Linked DNA regions of Homo sapiens: region 2 is linked to region 1. Evidence: chromatin loops called from intact Hi-C (ENCODE). Cell type or tissue: mammary epithelial cell. All regions are shown on one strand. Each heading gives the region's core, and the rest is flanking DNA. Links, peaks and the distances in the headings are about the cores only.

What was found. Hi-C counts contacts between places; a loop is a spot of excess contacts. Peaks named below come from ENCODE experiments on the same cell type or tissue, not always from the same donor. Only the 100,000 strongest peaks of a DNase experiment are listed, where the experiment ranks them.
Region 2: it touches region 1 in a loop (8-fold over the local background); 2 of 110 quality-filtered maps call a loop at or near these places.

Annotation. Positions count from the first base shown.
Region 1 is chr4:68,269,302-68,274,688 of GRCh38, forward strand. No RefSeq gene overlaps it. Among named protein-coding and RNA genes, the nearest start is that of TMPRSS11B, 26 kb to the left of the region's middle. RefSeq lists enhancers at 2,719-3,294, 3,295-3,869. In mammary epithelial cell, for the core only: a CTCF peak has its summit at 2,666; no DNase peak of the experiment used is centred there; H3K4me3 peaks cover 414 bases.
Region 2 is chr4:68,665,554-68,670,940 of GRCh38, forward strand. It overlaps UGT2B15 (UDP glucuronosyltransferase family 2 member B15), which reads right to left and starts at 5,099. Exons shown (of 6, transcript NM_001076.4): 1 at 4,342-5,099; 2 at 2,487-2,635. The coding sequence starts at 5,065. In mammary epithelial cell, for the core only: no CTCF peak of the experiment used is centred there; a DNase peak (open chromatin) is centred at 2,188; H3K27ac peaks cover 234 bases.

The DNA.
Region 1 (5,387 bases), core at 219-5,218:
TATACAATCTTGGTGGAAGGAGAAGGGGAAGCAAGGCACGTCTTACATGGTGTCACGAGAGAGAGAGCACGCAGGGGAAACTGCCACTTTTAAACCATCAGATCTCATGAAAACTCCATCACTATCACAAGAACAGCATGGGGAAACTGCCCCCATTATCCAATCACCTCCCACCAGGTTCCTCCCTCGACATGTGGGGATTACAAGTTAAGATGAGATTTGGATGGGGACACAGAGCCAAACCATATCATTCTGCCCCTGTTCCCCTGACCAAATCTCATGTCCTCACATTTCAAAACCAATCATGCCTTCCCAAAAGTCTCCCATGTCTTAGTTCATTCTAGCATTAACTCGAAAGTCCAAGTCCAAAGTCTCATCTGAGACAAGGCAAGCCCCTTTCACCTATAATCCTATAAAATCAAAAGCAAGTTAGTTACTTGTAAGACACAATGGGGATACAGGCATTGGGTAAATGTTCCCATTCCAAATGGGATAAATTGGTCAAAACAAAGAGGCCACAGGCCCCACGCTAGTCTGAAACCCAACTCTGCACTAATTAAATCTTAAAGCTCCAAAATCTCCTTTGACTCCATATTTCATATTCAGGGCACACTGGTGCAAGGGGTGAGCTCCCATGGCCTTGAGTGGCTCTGCAGGGTACAGCTCCTGTGCCTGCTTTCACAGGCTGGTGTTGAGTGCCTGTGGTTTTTCCAGATGCACAATGCAAGCTGTCAGTGGATCTACCATTCTGGGGTCTAGAGGACAGTGGCCTTCTTCTCACACCTCCACTAGACAGTGCCCCAGTGGGGACCCTGTGTGAGGGTTCCAATCCCATGTTTCCCCTCTGCATTGTATTAGTAGAGGTTCTCTATGAGGCCTCCACCACTGCAACGGACTTATGCATGGACATCCAGGTGTTTTCATGCATCTTCTGAAATCTAGGTGGAGGTTCCCAAACCTCAACTCTTGTCTTCTGTGCACTCAAAGGCCCAACATCACATGGAAGCCACCAAGGCTTGGGACCTGCACACTCTGAAGCAATGGCCCAAGCTGTACATGGCTGGAGCAGCTGACATGCAGGGTGCCATGTCCCAAGGCTGCACAGAGCAGGGGGACCCTGAGCCCAGTTCACATGAAACCATTTTTCCTTCCTAGGCCTCCAGGCCTATGATGGAAGGGGCTGCTGTGAAGATCTTTCACATGCCCTGGAGATATTTTCCTCATTGTCTTGGCTCTTAACATTCAACTCCTTGTTACTTATGCAAATGTCTTCAGCCAGCTTGAATTCCTTCCCAGAAAATGGGTTTTTCTTAGCTGCCTCTTGGTCAGGCTGCAAATTTTTCAAACCTTTATGCTCTGCTTCCCTTTTAAACATAAGAAGTTCCAATTTCAAACCATCTCTTTGTGAACTCGCATGACTGAACACTTTCAGAATCAACCAGGCCACATCTTGAATGCTTTGCTGTTTGGAAGTTTCTTCTGCCAGATACCCTAAATCATCTCTCTCAAGTTCAAAGTTCCACAGATCTCCAGGGCAGGGGCAAAATGCCACCTGTCTCTTTGCTAAAAAAAAAGCATGTGTGACCTGTGCTCCAGTTCCCAATAAGTTTGCCATCTCCATCTGAGACCACCTCAGCCTTGGCTTTATTATCCATATCACTATCAACATTTTGGTTAAAACCATTCAACAAGTCTCAAGGAAGTTCCAGACTTTCTCACATCTTCCTGTCTTCTTCTGGCCCCTCCAAACTGTTCCAATCTCTCCCCATTACCCAGTTCCAAAGTTGCTTCCACATTTTCAAATATCTTTATAGCATTACCCCACTCTTGGTACCAATTCTCTGTATTCATCCATTTTCACACTGATATAAAGAACTACCCAAGATAAAGAAAAGAGGTTTAATTGACTCACAGTTCTTTCTGGCTGGTGTGGCCTGAGGAAACTACAATCCTGGTGGAAGGGAAGCAAAACATGTCTTACATGGTGTCAGGAGAGACAGAGCACGCAGGGGAAACCCACTTTTAAACCATGAGATCTTGTGAGAACGCTCTCACAATCATGAGAACAGCATAGGGGAAACTGCCCCCATGATCCAATCACCTCCCACCAGATCTTCCCACATCATGGGATTACAATTAGAGACGAGATTTGGGTAGGGACACAGAGCCTAACTATATCATTCTGCCCCCGTGCCCTCCCAAATCTCATGTCCTTTTCACATTTCAAAACCAATCATGCCTTCCCAGCAGTCCCCCCAATGTCTTAACATATTCCATCATTAACTGAAAAGTCCAAATCCATAAGTAAAGTCATGTGAACTAAAAGTCTACAGTTTTTATTTTTCTGATAAAATATTTTATTTAAACTCATTATTTTTAAACCAATTAATCAATATACTATCATCTTTAGTAAAGGATGCACCTTGAGAAAATATTAGAGGATGTGTTACATTCGTTACAAATTTCTCATTGTTGATTAAAATGTCAGCATTGCTCTCATTATGAAATTTGGGAAAGAAAGGGAACATTTTTTAACCCAAACTAAGTAACTAATAGTCAGTTTTAAAAGCTTAGTTATTTGGATTATTTCATTACTCAAAAACTGGCTCACTGACGATTCAGGACTTTTTGCTCTTACCACTTACATTTTAGTCATTACCCCACATGTCCACTAGATGGTGTGTAAGGACAGAAAAAAATAAATTAAAAAATCAAAGAACTTAGAGGGAGATGACCACAGTGTTTAAGTGAAGAGCTGAGAATTTTCTTTGGATTTTATCCCTAGTAATTCCAGTTACTCTAAAACAAGTGAGAAAGATCCATACTAAAGAAAACCTTTTTAATGTCATCCTGGCCAACATGGTGAAACCCCGTCTCTGCTAAAAACACACAAATTAGCTGTAGTCCTAGCTACTAAGGATGAGGCGGTAGAATCTGAACCCGGGAGGCGGAGGTTTCAGTGAGCCGAGATCGCGACACTGCACTCCAGCCTGGCGACAGAGCGAGACTCCGTCTCAAAAAAAAAAAGAAGAAAGAAAAAAAATTTATTTATGGCATTTGCCTACCAAAATTACTTTTTGAAAAGGTTTTCAAGTCATTGAACATAAATGTCTTTTCGGTCAGAGGCGTGCATAGAAATAGAGATGGGAAGGCAAAAGGAAGCAATACTAGCAACCACTGAAAAAACTCTTGTGGGCAGACAGGGAAGAAAATGTGGGCTGCTGTTTTGACTAGCAGCCATCTACAGAGGAATGTTACTGCTCTTTGAGAAATAGTCCCTCCTAGGTCATGGCTCATTGATGGCTGTGTCTGCCTAAAATGACAGAACTGTAAGGAACAGCTAGCTGTCAGTCATTCTACTCTTTGGAACTACCAGGATTCAGCTTCCACAAAATAGAGGTAGAAACAATGTAGGTGGTATTTGCTTGATATATTTATGCTGCTATGCTTTTGGATCCACATGTCACCTAACAAGAATTTTACTGACCTAATTGAGTTGACTCTGTAATTGATTTTTGCAAAACTCCCCCAAAAAGTAAAACAAACAAACCAAAATGTAGTATTTTATTTTCTTAGTTCTCCTGGGAATTCTAGAAACTTGTTTTTGCAGGAGTGGCATCTCCATATGCCCATACGGAATTTGTTCACCAAAGAAAGTTAAGGTTGACTATTGATATGTATTTGCATAGTACTTTACAAATGAGTGGAGGCGAAAAGGGAAGATACAAACACTTTGGTGCTGTACTAACTGGGTACTAAGGTCACTGAAATTACTCAGCCTCAGGAATCTAAGGAGCTCATTATGAATAACAAAAGAAACTTCTATCACTCAGAAAATTCCAAGGGTTTTAGGAGTTTTGTGCCTGGAACCAGATTGCCAAACATATTTCTTATTCTAACACAGCCATATTAAACTAGAATTTTTCAGTGTATCAGAGATTTATCAACAGAGAACAAAACTGAGCTTACATTGTCAGCCGTGGTGGTAATCTCATTTCAAAGCTATGTATACTTTTGAATGATATAGATATGAATATAGCAAAATTCTGATTTACAAGAATCTCAATACATTTGCTCAGAGCTGTGCTAGGCTGTAATAGTTCTTTTTCACAACTACCATTGTAGGTGAATGCCAGATATATGACAGTCACCTTCATACTAGTAAGTTTTCTCTATGAAAAAATTTCAAAGAATTTTGTGTCAGTAAAGGGTTGTGACTTGAGAAATAAAAATAAAATTCTAAGCCCCCACAACTGACTGAATGGATTTCCTCTTGACAAAGGGAACCACAGAGAAAACCTGCATTCACAACCATAATGGGACGGGAGATCAGTCATGCCTCATCATAACCCTTCCCTTGCTAACTGTCATTAGGTTTTCTTCCCTAAGTAGTCCCAATAAACTTGGTAGTCCCAAAAGTGGGATCTTTCCTTGTTTGGTATTGCAGAGCCAATACACAAAACCAAACATGAGCATCGAGTGGAGCAAAGAAAGGAGAAACAGGAACATGGCTCACAGATCAACTTCTCACCTAGTGAGAGGTGAGGAGTTAAAATGTAGAGTCTCTTTAAGGAAAGGCTTGGACATTAAAAGGGAGGGGAGGAATATTCATATCCTTTCTGGAAATGGGCAGTGATATCAGAACCAGAGTCCAACCTTGTTCTTGTTCTTTTATGGTTTCTTCTGGTCATTGTCATGGCGACTGTTAACTATCATGACCCGGCTGGAAGTGTCACTTAGCATGAAAATTGGATTATAATGAAGTCTGAGATATATTTACGGCCACTCAGTCAGCCATCTTGATTCTAACTGGTTTTTGACCAATTCTCCTGAGGAGGAACTTCTGTCTGCATGCCTTCCTGTTTCTAAAAATAAGGAAAGTTACAGTGAGGTAGAAGTTCAGCTATGTCACACAGGCATTATACTAGGTAATAAATTAACTAAACAGAAATCAGCCTCTTCAAAAGACTGCTAAATTGTCTTCCATGTATAGAACAAAGGTAAGATGAGATTAATAATTCCTTCACCTTCCCCTGAGACATCTGCTCCCTCTATTCTCTTTTTTCCTCAAATGTTCACCTATCTTATGTAAACTGTTCATTTACTGGGCACTAAATAATGTCTCACAAGTATGTAATCATTTGTCTCACTGCCACTGTCACGCGCATCCGTGTGAAGACACCACTAAACAGGCTTTGTGCGAGCAACAAGGCTGTTTATTTCACCTGGGTGCAGGTGGGCTGAGTCCGAAAAAGGAGTCAGTGAAGGGAGATAGGGCTGGGGCCGTTTTACAGGATTTGGGTAGGTAGTGGAAAATTACAGTCAAAGGGGGTTGTTCTCTGGTGGGCAGAGGCGGGGGTCACAAGGTGCTCAGTGGGGGAGCTTCT
Region 2 (5,387 bases), core at 300-5,299, 400 kb after region 1:
TATTATAAAGGCAATGCCTATATGCATTTTTCAAACACTTGATACTTTTTGGCAAGAGTCTTATTCTTTTGAAATATACAAACATTATCTGAGAATCTAATACATAATGGAAAAGCAAGCAAATTTGTCGCAACAATTATTTTGTGTACAAAAGAATTAGAGAATCAGTTTCACAATTATTTACTTGGATTCAAGTCTACCTTCTGCAAGTTAACAACAACGGAGGCTCACACTTGTAATCCCAGCACTTTGGGAGGCTGAGGCATGTGGATCACCTGAGGTCAGGAGTTCAAGACCAGCCTGGCCAACATGGTGAAACTCTGTCTCTACTAAAAACACAAAGATTAGTCAGATGTGTTGGCAGGTGCCTGTAATCCCAGCTACTCGGGAGGCTGAGGCAGGAGAATCAGATCGCTTGAACCTGGGGGGTGGAGGTTTCAGTGAGCCGAGATCATGCTAGTATCAGTAATAATCACTATTGTACTACTAGTCATTTATCCCTTGTCCTTATTCTGCTACTCTCTTCCCCCTGCTACTGGCACTATCACTTTCTTTTAATGTGAGTGAGGAATTTTTTTTTGAGAATAAGATAAGAGTACACAGAATTACCTTTTAAGCTAGAATATTAATGAAGAGCCTCCACCTTTACAATACAACTTTAGCTTTCCAGCTTGTTCAACTGACTGCCCAAACTTAAACATTTACATTTAAACAAGTACACAGAGTATCTGTTCTCTAGGACTTTGCTAGAGAATATAATCTTGATGTGTTGGAAAATCAATCACTATTAAATGAAGACTGATATCTTAAATGGCTGGCACATGTTAGCTAATTTAAAGTATTAAAAATAATGACTGAAATAATCATAATATCAACAATATTTTTGGATCACTGGCTGTGTGTCAGAGACAACTTAAGTGTTTTATCTGTGGTAACTACTTTTTTTCCACACAGCACAATATGAAGTTGTGATTATTATTATAAAAGTAGTCATGATTGCTTAAACTCATGTAAAAGTTCCTAAATGATCTTTACATTTTACAAACTTGCCTTTTTGCAATATTATACATTGGGAATATTGGGATTTTTTAAAAGGAAATCTGATCATATCTCTTCATTTCTTAACTCTTTTCACTCTTTTCAGTAGCTCTCCATTGTCCCTATGGGTATATCAAATTACATATATATATATATATATATTTTTTTTTTTTGAGACAGATTCTCACTCTGTTGCCCAGGCTGGAGTGCAATAGCGTGATCTCGGCTCTCTGCAACCTCTGCCTCCGGGGTTCAAGTGATTCTCCTGCCTCAGCTTCCCAAGTAGCTGCTATTACAGTCACCTGCCAACATGCCTGGCTAACTTTTGTATTTTTAGTAGAGACGGGGTTTCACCATGCTGGCCACTCTGGTCTCCAACTCCTGACCTCAGGTGATCCACCTGCCTTGGCCTCCCAAAGTGCTGGGATTACAGGTGTAAGCCACCACGCCCGGCCCATCATTGACTTTTACTCAACCTTTTCCTGTAAATTAAATTTGGAGTTCCTGGGAACTGCCCTTATTGCTTTTCTACTTTTCTGCCTTAATGCAAGCCTTTACTTTTTTTTTTTTTGTTTATTTGTTTGTTTTTGAGACAGAGTCTCGCTCTGTCGCACAGGCTAGAGTTCAGTGGTGTGGTCTCAGCTCACTGCAGCCTCTGCTCCCAGACTCAAGCAAGCCTCCTGCCTCAGCCTCTTAAGTAGCTACGACTATGAGACTACAGGCACACACCAGCATGCCTGGCTATTATTTTATTTTTTATTTTTGTTAGAGATGAGGTTTTACCACGTTTCCCAGGCTGGTCTCAAACTCCTGAGCCCAAGCAATCATGCCTTCTCTGCCTCCCAAAGTGCAGGGATTATAGGTGTGAGCCACCTTGCCTGGCCTCTGGTTTTCTTTTTGGGTGTTTATCAACCCCTCATCGTTTCACCTATCTCTGCACATTATTGAGTACTCACTTTAATTGTCAATGAGTTTGGGATCTCTTCTGCATATTTCTTTATCATTGTGGTCTTTCCTTATAACACTTTTTAGACTTTTCTTTTTCACTTGTTTTTATTCTATCTTTCAAAGTACAATGTAAGGCATGAGGGAGCAGAAACTGTGCTACCTTTATTCTCTGAAAATCCAGCACTTACCTGTGGTTTGTATTAATCACTCTACAAATATTTTTTGAAGAAATGAATCATACTATCTTTTGGGTGGCACAATGAAGGCCTTACTTTAACCAACCCTGTTTTCAAAATCTCCCTAGTAAACCTCTTTGGTCTTTAATGATAATAACATTCACATACTTGTGATACTACAGAAATATATGATTTTCTAATGGCAAGTCCTTGTTTTTGACCTCCCATATTCCCCTCACTCTGAGTTAAACACTCTGAAAGAAACATATCCAGCCATTCCTTCTGAAAATGTCAAGCAAACAAATGAAACAAGAATACATTTACCTTAGGCAGGGGTTTGGCTGGTTTACAGTGAAGTCCTCCAACAAAATCAACATTTGGTAAGAATGGGCGAGGAAATTCAAAATCCCAATAGGTTCGAATGAGCCACATTTCAGCTTTCCCCATTGTCTCAAATAATGTAGTGGGTCTTCCTGATGGAAAAAAACAAAACAAAACAAAAGGTAGCTAACACGAGAATTGTTATTTGAATATGCAGGTATTTTCCTGAAAGGACTTGGAATAACATACCCAAACATATATAAAATGTCTGTGCATTGATAAAATATATATAAATACATTTATATATAGTCATAATTTAGATTTTATTTATTGCATATGTTGCTCATATGTATATATAAGGAAGGCAATGTATTCAGAGATCTGTAAGAAGAAATCACATCTTTAATGTAACATCAGTATATTCACAATCATAAATAATTATTAAAATAAGTCACTAATATGGTTTGACTGTCCCCACCCAAATCTCCTCTCATCTTGAATTATAATCCCCATAATCCCCATGTGTCCAGGGAGGGACCCAGTGGCAGGTGATTGGATCATGGTGTGGATTCCTCCATGCTGTTCTCATGATATTGAGTGAGCTCTCATGAGATCTGATAGTTTTATAAGTGTCTAGTATTTCCCCTGCTTGCACTTCTCTCTCCTGCCACTAAGTGAGAAGATCCAAGCTTGCTTCCCCTTAGCCTTTCACCATGATTCTAAGTTTCTTGAGGCATCCCAGTCATGTAGAACTGAGTCTATTAAACTTCTTTTCTTTATAAATTACCCAGTCTCAGGTATTTCTTTACAGCAGTGTGAGAATGGACTAATGTAGCCACTATGAACTTAAATACACATTTGTCTTCCCTCTGAAGCTGCAATAGTAACAAATATACCTTTAAACAACTCTTTCAGTTCCACAATTAATTCATCTTACCTTACCCATGAAAACAGCTTTCCAGGAAGTACTCTAGTGTCTACAGTTTATTAAGCTAGTCCCTTGATCCTTGGTTCTCAAAGTAAACCATGAGTTTTTTGAGCTCAACACTGAAATCTTTACACCTACTACTGTCTTGGTTCATCTTAAGATCTTAATATAATTAGATTTTTAAAATAAATATATTTACAAATGAGAATTAAAACATTTTCAGAATTTATTGACATAGAGATATGTGCTCTCCCTTAATTTGGCCCCTATTTTCTTTGATGGAGAGATGCAGTTTAATAAAATATAGATTAAAACTTAGATGTTCACTTTCAACAAGATTTCAGTTTTTGAAAGAAATAATTGTCAACCTGTTATTGAAGGAATGTATAAACATTAGAAATCTCAAGTTTTAGGCTTCTGTTTCTGGAGTAGAGCCACTATATTACTCAACTGTGAAGGAATCCTTCTTACATGAAAAACAAAATTTAATTTCTAAATGAGGAAACTGAGGAACTCAAAGAGAAACAAATTCCTCAATCCTGCATTGATAATTTTTCTAGAAATATGTGTAAATACTAAATTTATGTGTCTGCCTTCATGAAGATGTTTCTTGAGGTATCTATTGACTTTTTTTAAAGATGAAAAAATGTATAGCAAAATGATATGTGATAGTTTAAAGAAATCATTAGTGCTTTACAATGAAGGTTTATGACTCTCTGGGTGTCCTGTAGTAGTGATGGCCCCAGGGTTCTAACTGATTCTATAAGGTCAACATTCTATAATATTTTTGAGACTGATAGATCATCTTACATTTGCAATTCATAATTTCCCTTAAAAACACTATCTTCTGACATTATATTTATATAAGCTCACCTTCAAAGGCACAGAAAAGTTAGAACTTAATAAGCACCAGTTAGACACATGACTTACCTAGAACTTCACTATAAAACTGGTCCCACTTCTTCAGATCATAAATTTGAAACCAAAAGTCAAAATAAAGCATATGTATCATATTTTTTATCCTCTCCATGAAAATCATTTGATCACTTAATTCTGACATAACAACAGGTACATAGGAAGGAGGGAACAGAAATCCTCCACCATTCTTCTCAAATGTGTAGCCAACAGAGAATCGAAGACTGTACAGAAAGGGTATGTTAAATAGTTCAGCCAGTAGCTCACCACAGGGATTAAGGGCATCTGCCAGAATGACATCAAACTTTGACTCTTGTAGTTTCATCATAAGTTTCTTATTCAAAACTGCATCTTTACAGAGCTTGTTACTGTAGTCATAATATTCCCAACACAATTCTTGTAATTGTGAAAAATATGACCAAAATGTATTTTTTGAAACACCATATATCCATCTATCGAGAATTTTCAGAAGAGAATCTTCCAAATAATTTTTAGTTAAAGATGTAGGATAAACTTCTAATTTAATAGCAGATGATTTACTGGCATTGACAAGAGTAGAAGCCGAAGATGTCAACACAGTCACCTCATGACCCCTCTGAACAAGCTCTTCCAGGATTGTCTTCATATTTATCCAATGGCTGTATTCTGTGGGCCACACTAGCACCTTTCCACAGCTTCCAGAGCTAAAGTAACAACTGAGCTGTATCAGCAGAAAGACTGACGTCCATTTCAGAGACATCCTGGTCTTATGCAATGCTTCTTTTCCAGTTGTTGTTTCTTTCTGTCATTTCTCATACTTATATCTGAGGAAAAATCAATCAAGTTAAAATATAACTGCTAAAATTTGAAGTAAATACATAATACTAACAGTCTGAATAGGTGCATGCCAAGGAGACCAACAAAAGATTGATGACCTCATATTTATTTTAGTGTGTTTGGTGTTCTTTTATGTTTACAATTACTCTAGTCAAGCAATAATTTTTATGACCTAGAATATGTAAGTAACCTGTCTTATGTAATTATTTTATAATACTGTTAAGAACAGTGGCAAGTGAGAGGCT